Linked DNA regions of Mus musculus: region 2 is linked to region 1. The links are chromatin loops, found by intact Hi-C in ENCODE. Cell type or tissue: heart. All regions are shown on one strand. Links, peaks and the distances in the headings refer to the core of each region. The heading gives the core; the rest is flanking DNA.

Region 1 (8,341 bases), core at 273-8,272:
GAGCCCCCCACGCCCACTGCAAGGAGAGCTGGCGTGTCCAAGCCTGTTTTGATTTAAGTGGCATAGACCCAGCCTGAGTGTAAATTTGAGACTGTTTGCTTATGTCACACTCTATTCTTCAAATTACTTTCACATGTCCCAGTTCACTCATTCCCCCCACTTCTGGATGAGAAAACTGAGGCCTGAGACTTAAAACAATGTGTTCATGTTCAAGTGGCAAATGACCAGCAGAGCCAACACTCTCCCCTTCTGCATTCTCGGAGGACAAGGCTCGTGCTAATTAGTGAGGTGACCTGGACTGTGCACTCTGACAATTTCATTTGTCCCTGGGCCGAGTCAGGTAAACATTAGCCCGCTTTTCACTCCTGTGTCACCTCAGTCTTTCTCTATGTGTCTTTGGATTTTTTCCCCTTAATTATTTTGATCCTGTATTCCACTTCACCCTTCATTCCTCCCCTTCCCTTTCCGTGTATTAACCTTTCCCTGTCTTCTCTCCTTTTTTTTTTTTTTTTTTTTTTTTTTTTTTTGCTTTACTCACAAAAACATTTGTCTGTCTCACATAGGGAATAAAAATCATGTGACCGAGTGGCCTTTAAGGTCTTGGAAGCAGGGTATTTTCTTATGGATTTTTTATTGTTTAGGTTGTTTTGTCAGGGTAATGAAAAAAGACTCCCAGGCCCCTTATCTCAGGCCTGCTAGAGGGTGCTTGCAGTTTTGTTTTTCTTTCCAAGCTGGTTCCTTACAAATGCGTGCCGAAGGTCACTCCCAGGTCCCGGAGATAGTGTTGGGTAATCAATCACATGCAACCCAGCAGCATCAGCAGATAATGTCAGAGCTGGAGCAAGAAGCAACAGTGGAAACCGCCCTGGGATTGCACAGGTGATCTGATGGGTTGCTTTTGGTTCTCTAGAAGTTCTTTGAGAGTCAAAAATATCTTCTAGTTCAGTGGTCCTTCCTCCTTTCTGTTTTAGTACTCCAAAACAACAAACAAACAAACAACTGACGACAACAACAACAACAACAACAAAACAAAAACCCAATAAATATCCATCTATAAAAAAGGCTTGAAAACTTCACAGGTAATCTCATCATTGCAATTCTGAGAGCAATATAGACGTGTTTAATAGCTCCCAGGGATGGGTCCGCATGGGGCCCTCAGCAATGATTAATCCTTTCAAAATATAAACAAACAGAACCCCCGAAGGAACTCTGTGTTGCCTTTGCGGAGGGCAAGCTTTGCAAGCTCGATTAAGTCGCGTCAATTCTCCAGGCTTCAGTTTTCTTAACCATAAAATAATGAGCTAGTTTATTTCTTGCACAGTGGTGAGCTCAGCCATGCATGTGTGCTTAGAAGCCAGAGGTCAACCCAAGTGTCTTTCTCCACCTTATTTTTTGAGACAAGATCTCTCCATGAACCTGTAGTTCGCCATCTCTTCTGAATGGTCTTACTTGTAAGTCTTAGGGATCCCATGTGTCTTTGTCTCCCTGCCAGGATTACAGCACATAACCATCTCCTCTCCTGCCATGGGGGGCAGGGAGACGACTTTTACGTGGGTTCTAGGGATTTGAATACAGGTCCTCAGGCTTCTATATTAAGCACTTTGCCTGTCAAGCCATCTCCCTGGACTTAGTTTACTCAAACTAGCCTGAGCTACATAGTGAGACCCTATTCCAACTAACCAACCAACCAACCAACCAACCAATTAATTAATAAGAAAACAACAACTACTTTGTAACTTCTTAAAGTACACTGTCTGACTAACTAACTAGCTAACTAATAACCAACGAACGAACAAAACAACTCCTTTGCGACAGATCTTAAAATAAATACAGTGTGTGACCTCGGGGGCTTTCAAAATGGAATAGAACAAACGGGTGAATTCAAGGGAAAACAATATCATTTAAAATTGTTATTTCATTTCTTTGTTGTGTGTCTGAGTATGTAGGCAGGTGTGCATGCACATGTGTGTACATGCATGCCAGAGAGCACATGTGGCAATCAGGACAACTTGTAGGAGTCAGTTTTCTCCACCTACTCTGTGGATCCCAGGGACCAAACTCAGGTGTCAGTGTTGTTAGCAAGCAAGAGTGAAGATACTCTGTAAAACACAGAAACCTCTCTGGCTAGTTTATTTTTAGGAGTCCTCCAGCCTTAAAAGCTGACATATTTGACTTGTTTGTTCTCATTTGAATTGCTTCTTGCACTAATGTATTTTGTTCCTCGTTGATTGCTTGTTTTAAAATTCCTTTTGTTCTTCTCATCCATAAGCAATTACTGTATCAAATACTGTTCAATTGCCATTGCAGCCATAAAAGTTAGATAACATAGTAACCAGACCACCATATCCAATAAGAACAGCAAGGCTTAGAGAGTTCAACCTATTCAAGTTCATGCAGCTATTAAGTGGCAGAGCCAGTATTCGAACCCCCAAATGTCGATGTCTAAACTCATGCACCTTCTACTACATGGTACTGCTTCAGGTATACGCAGCCATGCTTCTAGATTATGCACTTTACCCATCAGCAACATAATTTGCAAGACCAGGTATAAAATGAAAGTACGAGTCTCTGGGCTGGCAAGACAGCTTAGTAAGTGACACCCTGAATGACTGCCCAAGTCATTCATCCATGAAGCTAAATCTGCCAGTTACAGTGACTTAGTAAATGGTACCTACTGCCAAAGAGGAGACACATCCAAGCAGTGCGTAGGCCTTGACTACAGTGGCAGGCTACTTCAGTGACCAGTTTTGCATGCAGTTTTTCCGATATCCAGTGTGTGTCGCCTGAGTGGGACTTGTGGGCTCTGTATGTGACTTTCCAAGCATACTCCCATTGTTTTATTAGGCAATACTAATATTTCCAGTAAAGGGGTAACTGACAAAATCTGTGTGGTCAAGAGCACTGGCTGCTTTTTCAGAGGACCCAAGTTGGAGTCTCAGTACTAATGTGGTGACTAACAACCACCCTTAACTGCAGTTAGGAGATCTGACGCCCTCTTCTGGCCTCTGCAGGCACTACATGCACCACACACACACACACACACACACACACACACACACACACAGAGGCAAAACACCCATACAATATAAAGTAAAAATAAATGTTTTTTAAAAAGTTCAGACCACACCCTTATCTTTACACTGAGAACCTGAGGATGAGTACTGCAGAACAAATAACTCACGGCAAAAATCCTCTTAAAATAAAAATCTTTTTAAAAAGCATACATGGAGACCTGAAGGTATGCTCTAACAAAGGACAGTGGAATGAAATTTGCTAGACTCTGAGCCTCCCTCTTGCAGCGTGAAAGAGGAGGATAACTCCCAAAGATCCACTGAAGATCAAGTGTAGGTGTCTACTTCAGGTGCTTTACCACTGGTATTTAGTCTTCCAACATCACAGATCTTGTTTATGAAAGATATAGACATCTCACCAGAAATAATGGCCACGTGCATGGGAAAGCTTTGTAAGCAATTCAAGAAGTCTTGAAATGACTCCAGATCTTTATGAACCTGTGTTTGATGGTGAGTTCTATACCTATAGAATGGCCATATTAAAACTAGATAGAAACTTAGAGCTTAGTCCTCAGGGGGTGAAGGCTGAGGTCATTTGGGATAATAAATTGTTATAAATGTTTCAGAAGACCTAGATATCAGACTTCCCACCCTATCATCGGAAGTTGTCACCCCGCAATAGTTTGTTTCTACTTAAACATTGTACCAAGTGGAACAATCTCCTGCTACAAATAGCTGCTGCTTGGGCATCAGTGAAAATTTATGGAGCTTTCAGACAAGCCAGAGTGTCAGCCGATGGAAGGTTCTTGTCTATGGGAACAACCTAGGAGGCAAACACACAGAAACAGTATAAAGTAATTGGACGGACTCTGGGAGGCAATGCAAAGGTGGGCGTCATCAATGTTCTCTGACCTTGGAAAGGTTCCTAGGACAGAACACAGAAACCTGAAGAACGAATCGAAAAGATATGAAGGGATGGAGGTCTTCTGAATGATAATAAATGATAAGTCCATACAGCTGAAAAAAGTGAAACTGTGTGTGCGTGTGTGCGTGTGTGTGTGTGTGTTTGTGTGTGCAGAGCTGAGAGGAGTTGGAGCTGGTTGGGTCACAGGAAGAAGGCATGGGAAATCTGGGAGACAGACGAACAGCCAGACTTCAGACTGTGCACATCACACCACGACGTTGAACTTTTAGGAAGAATGTTACCTCTTGCTGGGCACGATGGCACACAACTTTAATCCCATAACTTGGGAGGCAGAGGCAGGCCGATTTCTGAGTTCGAGGCCAGCTTGGTCTACAAAGTAAGTTCCAGGACAGCCAGGGTGATACAAAGAAACCCTGTCTCGAAAAACCAAAGAATGTTACCTCTTGTGATGCATCGTAGATCCTTTCATGGCCACGGCACAGGAGGTCATCAGATAGCTACCTGCCCTGGATAGTCCTCTATCAGGTGTGGGAGGACTGTAGGTGAATGCATGAGATCCTTTGAGATCCCAATCATCCATTTTCTCAAAACATCAGACACTTCCCATGTAAAGCAGTTCAAAATGGCAGGTGCTGCTCAGGCCTTAAATGTGTCTTGAAGATGCCCATGAGCTGTCTCCAGTAGTGAGGGACTCCTCCCTTCCACTAGCAGACATCTGAGCAGGAAGAGGCCTTCTCAGACTGTTCTCTCTCTCACAGCATCTCCTAAGAGCTTCACAGTTCTCATCCACTCTTAACCTACAGCCAGTCTGGCTCTGAGGAGGAAGCATCATTTTGCATGACAGGAAATGCATTAGGAAAATGTTTGCTCTCACCTTCCTTCTGCATTCTTGGGCCTTAGGGGTACTCAGAAGTGCTCTCAAGGAGTGGGTTTTCTTCCAAGAAAAGTCATAAGCAAACAAACAAAATGCCTGTTTCTGCCCTAAAATTGTTCTACCTTGCATAACCAGTAGGTGTCAGAAGACTCCTATTTTAAAACAAAACAAAAACAAAAGCACTTCATAATTACTGACCTAATGATAACAATTTTCCAGTGTTCGGGTTTCTTAGTTTTTTTGTTTTTTCAATTCCACAAGAGGAAACATTGCAGCTGTGTGTAACCTACCTCTTCAGAAACATCTTTGACTGACAAACTGGTTCTAATTCCTCCGACTACCCACAAATACAATGAGACCTACTAGGGAGGCTGTGGCCGATAGCTTTTTGTTGAAATATCCATGGTAAATTGACATTTTGCAGGAAATTCCATTGCATTTACACTATTTATTTAATAGAAATAATCTCTGCGATTATTTGCATTTATTTCTGAAGTAGGATGTTTTCCCTTCCTTGGAATAGGCTCAGGAAATGAGTGAAGTGTTCAGGAAGTTAGCTAAATGCTGATGTAAACCCAAAAGGAAGATCTGCTGTTGGGGGACGGGGGGCTTACAAAAACAAGAGAGCCTAGAAAATGGGACTCTCATTCATTATGGAAAATGGAATCCAGAATTCTGATTTCAAAGGAAGGGAAAGAGGGATAAATATTTCAGAGGATCTGTCAAGCACCCCAGCTTTTACTGATAGCAGCAGCTGGTGAAGAAACTGTTAAGCAAGAAAATCAAGATAGGCGATGACTGGGACTAAGGCTGCATTAAATGAAGGCTTTAATAGGAAATTGTGTCAACTATTCCAGGAAATAAGTCTGGCAGGAAACTCCCGAGTCCTGAGTTGCTGGTGGGTCCCTGAGCACTCCATAAATGAATAAACATTTTCTTCTACCCTAAGGAATCTGTGCCTTCTACCAACATGGTGTGCCACAGACCCTCGGCCGCACAGGGGAGTCTCATAGCGCAGCGAAACTCATGCCCCCATACACTGTGAGTCAGTGATTCGACCCCTGTGACCTTGCATGCTATTAATCTCTAGTTGGCCATTTTGAGTGTACCGTATCTAATGAGACAGAGGAGTACATTTTAGAAGTAAAGTCTTAGTTCACTGGACAGGGTTGCAAAGGACAAGATTGCATCTTATGTGAAAACTGCTGATCACTGCCCTCTGTGTCCCTCAGCACCTACCTTTCTGCCTTCACAGTTTTTTTAATCCAAGCTCTGCCTTGACTGTTTTCCAGCCCACAGTCTACACAGCAGCAACAGCAAAGCCCAGAAGGCCACCAACATAGACTTTGCTTGCTTTCCACTGACTCCCCAAAGCCAACCTCCAGGCCCTTTCACAACTTGGCCTCATTTGCCCTTCCCTCCCACTCTGAGAATCTCAGACTCCAGTTATGCTGAAAAGACTTGGTGCCCGGTACCTCCCTCCAGGCAACACAGGGTCAAGTTTATTCACACATTTATCATTTTAGCTTGGGTGAAGGCAGGCAGATGGGCGTGTACCCCTTAAACATCTGTAGAACAATCTAACTGGGGTTCTAGAATTGTGGCATGACAGTATTGACAGAAGCAACTTCCAAAGATACCAGGCAGAGTCACCTATAGAAATTCCCTACCAGGCACAGACGTTATAAATCAACATGTATTTGGAAAAGATGTCCAACTGGAGGTACTTATCAGAATCTAATTATTCAACGTCTCTGATGGCACATCGAGGCGGGTTAGTTTTTAGCTTTCATGCTTTACATGCACAATTTAGAGGGTCATTAAGAGGAACAGAGCCAGGCTTCTAAGGGTCACCATGTCTGTTACACTCACCCTTCCCTTTCCCTTCTCTCTTCAAAGTTGTGTGAGAAAAAAAATTGAATGGCGAGATAAGAGCGGCCAAGAAAGGGTTACATGCTGCTGAATACCCAAAAGCCATTCTCTTATCTAAGCTGAAGCAGTTTGGAGGCTGGTGTCAAGAAGAAATAACATCATGGGTACAGTAAACTCCTTGCACCAATTTGAGGGTGGGGTCAAGGAAGATATATGTTCCTCACAGCACCTTGCCAGGACAGTGGCTGGCCCATGGTGGGCACTCACTCAGCATTCCAAAGCAGTGATTTTTTCCAGGTTTAAAGCCTACTAACATAAGCTAAGTTTCTTTTCTGTTCATTCAACTGCGCTTGGGGACTCAAAGTTAGAGTTTATCTCTCATGGTTTGGTTTGGTTTTGAATCACCTCCCTTCTCCATTTCTGGCCTACTCCCGTGTTGAATATGCATCAGACACTCTGCAAATATTTGTTAGGGCAAAGAAGAAATGGCAAGGAACAGAAACCTAGAGTTAGTAACACTGTGTGGTAGGTCTTTATCCTGTAACCCATTTTGAGGCTAGAGAATGTTCTTGAAGGCTAGTGTGCTAGCATCTCCCGAGAGAGTCCTGTCATCCTGGTGGCTCTTGTTACCCGTGATTTTCTTTTGTGAACCTCATGTCACTCAAGTTCCCAAGCCCCTGCCTTTCTTACTTGCTCCTCCCCTCTCCTTTTCTCATTTTGCTCCCTTTTTGCCTCTTTCTTCCTCTATAAGCATACTAGAAACCTGTGTTCTCAGACAGGTGCAACTCTAGGCTGCAGAAGTATGTAGAGAAACACTGTTGGGTGCTCAGAGGCTGCAGGGGGCCTAATCTAGTGAGTGAATGGATGCAGACCATTCCGGATGGCACAGGAAAGCTCCAGAGTTCAAAACAAAGACCAAGACTGATGAAGTGAGAAGGAACAGAGGAAGTGGCAAGCCAGAAGACCAAGGACATCTTCCCAAGACAGAAAAGACAGGAGTTTCATCCCGAAGACAGAACACACATAAGCTAGTTGAAAAGACAGAATAGGCACTTCAGACAAGGGGGGAAACCCACCCATCCGCACATACATGCATACAGGCATACAGCTATAAACGCACAGGCAAGGAGGTGAGGGGGAAATCTCAGTTAACTAGGTCCAGTTTTCCTCTGTGACTTATCACTCCATCACATGGCTCTTACCCTGGCCACTTACAGCCCAGCAAATGGAATGATGCAATCCTCGGGCCTTTCAGGAAATTCAGCTACCCAATCTTTTAATCTCTCATTAGGAAAGTAGCCTGGCCACAAGATTAAGTACATTCTTGGGTGAAAACAGGGCTGGATGTGAGGGAGTCAGAATCTCACACAAGCGCTCAACTGTTCCTTGGCCTGCCTTAACCTGGTTGTCCAGAGAAACTGCAACCTTGGTAGGGTGAGGAACAGAAATGGTTCCAGAAAGCTAGCCTTTGGAGAGAGAAACTTAATCTGTCAGGATTAGTAAACACCAGAGGCAAACACAGCCTTTTCTGCTGTTCCTCTGCCCCCTCCCCCCCCCCCCCACTTCCACTTCCCATCTAGCAGAGATCTATACAGGGAACTAAAGAAACTGGGAGTGACACCTGGTCCAGAGAGACTGCCTGTTGCCAGCAGTGGTGGC
Region 2 (8,341 bases), core at 333-8,332, 330 kb after region 1:
TGAGTTCAGACTGTTGGGGCCTAGCCTGTCCCCTAATGGTAAGGACTTATTGCTGAAGACAATACCTATCCAACTCATTGAACCTGAAGAAGTGAACTGGTGCCTACCTAGTCCCCTCATCTCTATGGAGTAGAGGTCATGGTACAGGAAGAAACTCTGCATATGACCAAAGGAGAAAGGTAAACACCAGCCCAGCTATAAACTCTTTGATCTATAATGATGACCTACCTACTAATTGCACCTGTTCTAGTGCAATAGTGGCATAAAATTGTAGGAGTAACCAGTATCTCATTGGATTTAATGCCCACCCCAGGAGACCAAACCCATCCCTAACACTGCTCTCATGTTCTCAGCATCTTCAAAAAAAGGGGGGGGGGCTTTGGTGGGTATGGATTTAACTAACTCTCTGAAAATACTTTCCCAGGCCCAAGGATAATGTTTGTTTAAGAAATGATCTTAAGACTTTGGCATGGCCTGCTGTTGGTCAGCCTGATTTCAAGAAGAAATGGTGCTAATCTGAGACAGCGAAGAATGGGTTTAGAAAACAGGACATTTAAGCTTCAGAAAAAAGTCATTTCTTATTCCTACTCTGTACATCTTTGGTTATAAGTAAGTAAGTAAATAAATAAATAAACATATAAACAAATAAATATCAGTCAATACTTCTACCAGTTGATGAAACAGTAGAAGATCCCAACTACAATTGCTGGTGGATCCCCACCCACAATGTGTATATTTTCTCCCCAATAGGAATGCTGAGCAGGAAAGTTGAGTATTGATTGCTTTTTTGATAATCTCCTATTCTGAGAAGTTATACAGACTGTTGGTGATTTTCCCAAAGTGCCTCAGCAGCTGCCAATCACTGACTATGTACTGGACCTTCAGACAGCAGAAAGTCTCATTGCTTTTGGCTCTATCTCTACTCTTACCTTGTACAACTTTCCCCACTGCCACTGTGTTCCTGGACCCTGTCATGTGACTTCCCAAGCATCTCTCACTTCAGTGGCTCTCCAACTTGCCACCCACACAGAAGCAGCGAGTTCTTTAAAAACACCAACGGCATCACATTGTGTGTAGTCACGCATCCTTCCGGTTCTGCAGCTGGATGCCAATTTCTCTCTCTTTTTTCCACACAAGAATGATGGCACACAACCTTTCTCAATTTCTTTCTTTGCTGTACTGATACCTAGGTTTTGACAGACATCAGTCTGGATATACTTTCTTCAGATGGTTAATCTTTGCTTTTTGCTCCTGAATGTCCTCTTTCTACTTTTTTCTCTCAGGGTACACTATGTTTTTCCTCCAGGGCATGTATTAACATCTGTAATTATAGGCATTTGTTGATTTACTATTTATTCTTCTTCCATACTCTAAGCTCTGTAAAAACAGGGACACTGTCAATCAACTGTATATTTAGGCAGCACCTTGGCAACTCTATACTAAATATTGACCAAATATTTGTTCAGTGAAAGAAACTACAACCATTTATCTTTGATGTAATGAAGTAAATGGGCTAAAGTGAGGGCTTAGATATGCCATGCCATGTAAGAGAATTAGGAGAAAGCCAATGTAACTTTTTTTTTAAATCTGCTGAATTATATAAGGGCCAAGGATTGGTCTTTAGATGAGTTCTATCCCTGGTGGAATTTACACGTAATACAGCATACTTGGCTGATTCACAAGAATAGATTCAACAGACTCCAAATCAGAAACGAGAAAAACAAAAATGAAAACAAAAAGCAAAACTAAGATGCCTAATAAAGAGGTCATCTTGGGTGTCAGAATACCAGTGCTATTGACATTTTCATTTGGCATTGATTCAGTGCAGGAGCTTTTTTATACACTGAATCCTGGCTGCTAGCAATTAGATACCAGTAGCACACTTCCAGCTGAGACAATCAAAAATATCCCCAGATATGGCCTAATGTGCAGGAGTGTACTAGAGAGTACTACAATAGAAAATGACTGCCCCAGGAGAAGTGGCAAGGAGCTTCCAAGGCAGGCTTAGATACTAGATCTAGTGCTGGATGCAAGGAGACAATGTTTAGGTTAGGGGCTTTCCTCTCTGGACCTCCCTGAAGGCTTGAATGAATCCCAGAAGGCAGGCCTTAGGTCACTACTGATTAGTATGCTTTTAACGTATGCATTTGTTCTGTAACGACCCTTCTTGATAGCTAAGCCTAACATGGAAAGCACTGTTTCTGTCCAGACTCTAGGAGCAGTTGGTTCTGTTCCATACAGGCTGAGGCATTGTGGACACTGATTCAATGTAATGGATCCTCTGTGGAATAGTCAGGATCTGGGGTCACACTGGCTGCCTCAAAGAATCTGAAGAATACAAAGCATTCCTAGGGATTATATCCTCCACCCCTCCCAAATATTTAGAAGGAAGACTGTAGAGAATGCTCAGAAGGATGTAAAAAATTGTAATGGAGCTAATGGGACTGATGGAGCTCACAAACCTGTGAAACAGATAATGCCATTAGCCCTGCACTTTGCAATTTACAAAGTGTTCATCTTTACCTGGAGGATTCACCAACTCTGCAAATAAAATTCTACAGAGAAATTAATAGCTACCCTGTCTCTGATAGGATCTCACTATGTAGCTCTCCCTGTCTTGAAACTCACCATGTAGGTCAGGCTGGGCTTGAACTCCCACAGGCCCACCTGCCTGTCTCCAAAGAGCAGAGATAAAATGTATGTGTGTGTGTGTGTGTGTGTGTGTGTGTGTGTGTGTGTGTGATTCTTATCAGTATATATTTTATGAATAAATCAGTTGCTGAAGCCACCACTTTCAAGTCTAGAGGCAGGTCCATGACTTCAATGCAAACTGTGAGGTTTCCTCTCCATGAAATCCCCTATCAACTTTTCAGTTAGGACATTTTTATTCAGTTCAAGTTGCAGGATGGCCGTAGAAAAGGAATTCACTCAGCTTAGTGCCTCTGGGTGATTTTTCTCTGTTTTTTCTTTTCTCTCCCCTTCTTCTCTTCTTCTCCTCTTCTTGAATTTGTGATCCTCTTGCCTCAGCCTTGAAAGGGCTGAAATACAGGTGAACCCCTGGGTGATAGGCATGTGTCACCATATTCTGCCTGTTTAACTTCTTAAAATACTTGTATTAATTCTTTGAAAATTAAACACATATGCATGATATATGCTAAGCATATTAATTCTCATAAATCCCCCCAACTCCTCCAAAGTTTAAGCCATCTCCACCTTCTTACCTTCTTACCCATCCCTACTGATTTTTTAATACCCCACTGAATCCTTTTTGTTCTGGCCACATACTCCCAGGGATGGGGCTACCCCTGGAGCAAAATGTGGTCATCTTATCAGGGTTCCCACCCTTAAAGAAAACTACACTTCTTGCTTCAGAAACCATCAACTGTCAGTAGCTCACTAGCTGGGAGTGGGGGTGCACAAGCTCCTCTTGTGTTCATGCTAGAATGTTCACTGTCTTGATCTTGTGCAGCTCTTACACAAACAACCACAGCTGCTGTGGGACCATGGGGGGTGGGGCCACAGTTCTAGCTGCTTAAAGCTTCTTATTTTCCTCTTCTCTAAGCCTTTCTAATGCCTACTTATTTCGTCCTGGATTATAGTTTTATCTCCCTGCATCCCTCAAGACTAGATGAGGCTCTGGCATTCTTGTTTTTCCCTTGACACACACTCCATTCCTGTACTTACCAGCATTATGCTGGTCTTCAGGATAGGTGGTAAAAGCTTGAAAACTTAGCTATTGGGCCTTTTGTGCATCAATGCACTTAGTTGTCTGTTGGAAAGATGGAGGAGATTTTTTGTTAATCTTCTACCCATGTTCTCTAGAATGTATGTTTTAAAAGGCAAAGACTGGAATTGTTTACTTTACTGTTATACTGCTGATGGTAATGTAATAATGACTCATATGGAGTAGATACTAAATGCCTTTTGAATTATCTTAATACCTCTTTTGAAAAAGAGTAGTGCTGTGTTGGTAAACTTGGTAAGGGGGTGTAATTAAGTGCAATGAGTGTTTCACTGTTTGCCAGTAGCTGGGTGTTCAAAAGAGTAAATGTAGAAAGTGAGTAGTCTTTTCAACTAACAACTCAGAATGAGAAAAATAAATATATAATTATGGTAAAACTTGTGCATTAATCCAACCAAGAAATTTTATGCCGCTATCTTTCTATGGATTTATTCAACAAGTATGTGTTGAAGTGTTTTTCCATGTCATGATAGTCAAGGGATTAGTCACATAAAGATGACTAACGTTTGGACTCTGGGCTTAAGAATGTTGTCTAAGTATCTAGTTATGCATCTAGTATGCGTTCAACTTTCTTCTGGAGCTGGCGCGCTAACAGATGAGAAACCTTGTACCTGCTCTTCAGAGGCTGTCGCACAGTACAGAGGCACATAAGACATTACCCGCTAAGCCAATAATAAAAGCTATTATGACTGAGTTATAGAGTGTGTGGGATAATGGTTTTCTAGCTAAGATATGGGAATGGTCATGGAAGACTTCCAGTGTTGTCTAAAGGTTAAACAGGCGCAACCATTAAACATATAACATAGTCTGTGAGATCATATTATTATGTTCCATCTACCATTAGAGATGTAAATATGCGGTAAGGCATGTTTATGGTGACAGTCCCTAGTAAATGAATGACAGTGAGCTCTTCTGACAAGAGTGCTGGCCCATTCTTCCAGGGTGAGACACAAGCAGAAAAAGCAATAAGAAACAAACCTGGAAAGGTAGGCCAAAGTTCCACTATACTGGCTACAAATGCAGGGCTTAATTGTGTCCCATTGTTCTGGGATACCATGTGCCAGCAGTTTGCCCTTTGACTTGATATGAAGTTCAAATTCTGCCTCTTTTTGTAAAGCTTCCCTATCTACTCAAGGCAGGCCACAGGGCTGCTTTTCTCCATTCATCAGATAGGTTCCCTCAATTAAACACTTTCTCAGTGGATTATATTGACATGGCTTTTGTGGGTCCTTGGGGACTTGGAAAGCACTTTATCCTAAGAGTCTGAAGATTTCAGCAGAGATCTTGGTCCACAGAAGGTGCATGTTGTTGTAGTTGTAAGTAGCTGCAGAAATTACAGGCAACAAGGGTACCCTTCACTTTTGACATCACTGGTAATTTCTAGAGACCCGGAAAGAAAGAAGAGATGTGAGGGAGCATATATCTTTAAATGTAGTATTATATCTTTGGACAGTAGATAGGTGCATGCAAACTAGATGAAGGACAAAGAATCCATCCCTTTTAATCTAGTGATGGATTTGAGGGTATTTAGGGTAGGACAGTGACACCTAGTGGTAGAAGATCCAGTTCCATCCTACCCACCCCAAGATGGATCATCCTTAGGGTTTTATGACTCTGATGTCACCAGCTGACATCTGTAGCAGAGTGTGTGCTGCTGCTGGCTGCCATTGGACCTTGGTAGTTTTCAGGATGGATGGTGAGTACTTGGAAAACATAACTATTATGTATTTGCTAACAATACACTTAGCTGTTGGTTGGCTGGGGAATTCGTTATGCTCTTCATACAACTATATTACATATTGAACAAGAAGTAGGAGAAGGATGAGGATGAGAAGGAGGACAAGGAGATGAAGAAAGAGGAAGAAGAAGACATTTCCTGCAAAAGTAGCTGAAGGGAGGGAATGTTTATTTTTATTCCATTAGTTTTGAGTCTTGTGTTGAGAAAGAACATCATGTTGGCATGACAAATGGCAGAAGCTACTCACTTTGAAGTCAATATGAAACACACACACACACACACACACACACACACACACACACACACACACACACACAGAGAGAGAGAGAGAGAGAGAGAGAGAGAGAGAGAGAGAGAGTGTTTGTATTTTTGAACTACTCCTGCTCCCTTGAAAAAATATTCCATCTGCATCATCCCCAGCCTAAGGGATGGTGACTTCAGTGTTCTCCCACTTTATCCATCCTCTTCATGACAAGTCTCCACAGAAACACTTAGCCATGTGCTTTCCTAATCTCATAGTTCCTTCCTAACCTACTCAGCTTGACAATAAATATTAGCTGTACTAGGAAGGAATTGGGACCTGGTACAAAGAGAGAAGCCTGGTGGGAGATTCCCCAGAGCATCTACCAAGAGATTAGACGTTTGTGTTAGTCTCTTTCCATGGTGGGGCACCATCCAGAAATGTTCAAAAAGAATAGTCTCATGCACCTATGACCTACATGGTATGGAGATTGGGGACCTCTTGAAAAGCCCAAGTGGCTTTTCTCTTTGATTCTAGGTTTCCAAATGTATTCTTCTTCTCAGCATAGCTGTTTTGATTACTGGTTTTTCTGTTGATTTCTTCTGAAGCAAATTTCCCAGCTTCAGCTTCCCAGCAGACAGGTTGAAGCTCTCCTGTGGCTGGAACAGGTAGGAAGCAGCTGTCTTCTGCCTCCTGAGAGTGGAGACAGTTTACTGTCATCCAAAGTGGTTCTGGGACAAAGGTGCTCCAGAGATATGATCTTGTTCTCTGTCTAGCATCCTCTTCTGCAATTTTTTTGGGTATTTATTTTATAGTTTTAAAATTCTTAATTTTATATAGTACCTTTAAGAAGTGTTTCCCAAAAGGTAATCATTTCAAATGCAAACGAAGGCACAAAGAAAGAGATAAAATGCAAAATCGTTTGTTATTCATTGTAATTAACAAACACATGTATATTATTATTTATATTTATGTTTATATTTATATTTTAACAACAATTGCAAGTACTTAGGGAGAGAATATTTTCTGAGCCTTTTGAGTTTTGTACTTTTCTAAGTACTTTTAAAGTGCCACACTAAACTGTCATGCGTGGACAGGAGATGAGCCACAGGCTTTTTTATTAGCCTACAAAAATATAAATTAAAAATTGATATTAAATCTCTAAAAGCATCAAAAAATATTTTACAGTATTTTAATGTGTTTTAAATCTAAAAATTTGTTTCAATTTATTTTCCCTTAAATATGAGCTTGTAAATAGAAACTTTAAAAGTATTGATCAACCATTATGTATAGTCTTGATTATCTCTGAGAGTGGATGATTTCTAGAGTTTTATGCTAAGGATCTTACAGAGCCTAGGAAAATGTGCACATCTTTCCCTTAGGGACCATATCTTGAGATATTGTGAAGGCTGCCGCAGTCACCTGACTTTGGCAGGCTACAGGATGACTCAGACACTCTTGCCAGAGGCCTTGCTCTCTAATTGCAAACTCAGGTCACACAGTAATTATTTTCCCCAACAATAATACAATTTGCTCCTTGGTAATTTCTTGCCTTTGCTTATGAATATAGAAATAAGGAGTAACATTTAAAATATATGGCTCAATAGGTAGATCTTTATCATAAATGTGTGGAACTGGGTCAGAAAGAGTTTAAGACACACATAACAGGTTTGGATACATTTAAAACCAGGTCTGCTTCCTCCAAGAGTTCATGATCTTTACACGACCACAGTTAGTTTGATGGGTCTCATTTCCAAGGTTTTGCAAGATCCACTGTAATCCTTCCAATCCATCACTACCTTCAGAAGAACCAACTCTGCTTACACCTGAGTCTTGGAGCTTTAGCCTACAAAAATTATGAGAAAATATTAAGTATGTTGTCATAGAGAATTGATGGAGCCACATGAAGGGAGAATGAGATTCAGTCACACACTGGTGTGTGCAGAAGTGCGTATGAACTAACAGAGTTAGGGATTGTTGTTAGACACCCTTTTGGGTTGAAGTATATGCTCCTACCCTGACTTATATGTTGAAGTCTTAACTCCTAGCATCTCAGAAGGTATTTCTGTAGCCAAAGCGAGAGCCTGGGGCCTTCCAATCCATCACTACCTTCAGAAGAACCAACTCTGCTTACACCTGAGTCTTGGAGCTTCAGCCTACAAAATTATGAGACAATATTAAATATGTTGTTCAAGCCACCCAACTGCAGATCTAGAAAGCAAATACAAATGTTCTAGAATAAAAGTACTCTGACAGAGCCATGGATATGACAGTGTCATTAAGGATGACCTTTCGGGAGTGAGAGGATCTTCTTCTGCCTAGACTGAGGCTCCACCTTTGATATATACTCACCAATGACTCAGGGCAGGAAGAGCCAAGTTTTCTTTGTAAGTCTGTCACATTTCTAGGCCAGGTACATCCTTACTTTTCTGCTTTCTGCTTGCCTGGTTGTAGGCCATTCTTTCTGACCTGATCTGTCTAGCCCTCATAGAAAGACGCACCTTGTCAGACGCACCTTCACTAATATTCAATGCATACTTTGCTTTGTGTTGGAGTATGTTTTTGAGTATATAAATAACACTACCTTAGCTTAAGCCACCATCTACTTCTTTTAGGGGCA

What was found. Peaks named below come from ENCODE experiments on the same cell type or tissue, not always from the same donor. Only the 100,000 strongest peaks of a DNase experiment are listed, where the experiment ranks them.
Region 2: a loop joins it to region 1, with 8 times the contacts of the local background. A loop is called at or near these places in 23 of 42 quality-filtered maps.

What each region holds. Positions count from the first base shown.
Region 1 is chr7:89,415,790-89,424,130 of GRCm38, reverse strand. No RefSeq gene overlaps it. Among named protein-coding and RNA genes, the nearest start is that of AI314278, 6.3 kb to the left of the region's middle. In heart, for the core only: a CTCF peak has its summit at 4,942 (motif pointing right); a DNase peak (open chromatin) is centred at 6,290; H3K27ac peaks cover 1,889 bases.
Region 2 is chr7:89,083,511-89,091,851 of GRCm38, reverse strand. No RefSeq gene overlaps it. Among named protein-coding and RNA genes, the nearest start is that of Tmem135, 250 kb to the left of the region's middle. In heart, for the core only: a CTCF peak has its summit at 5,305 (motif pointing left); a DNase peak (open chromatin) is centred at 5,331.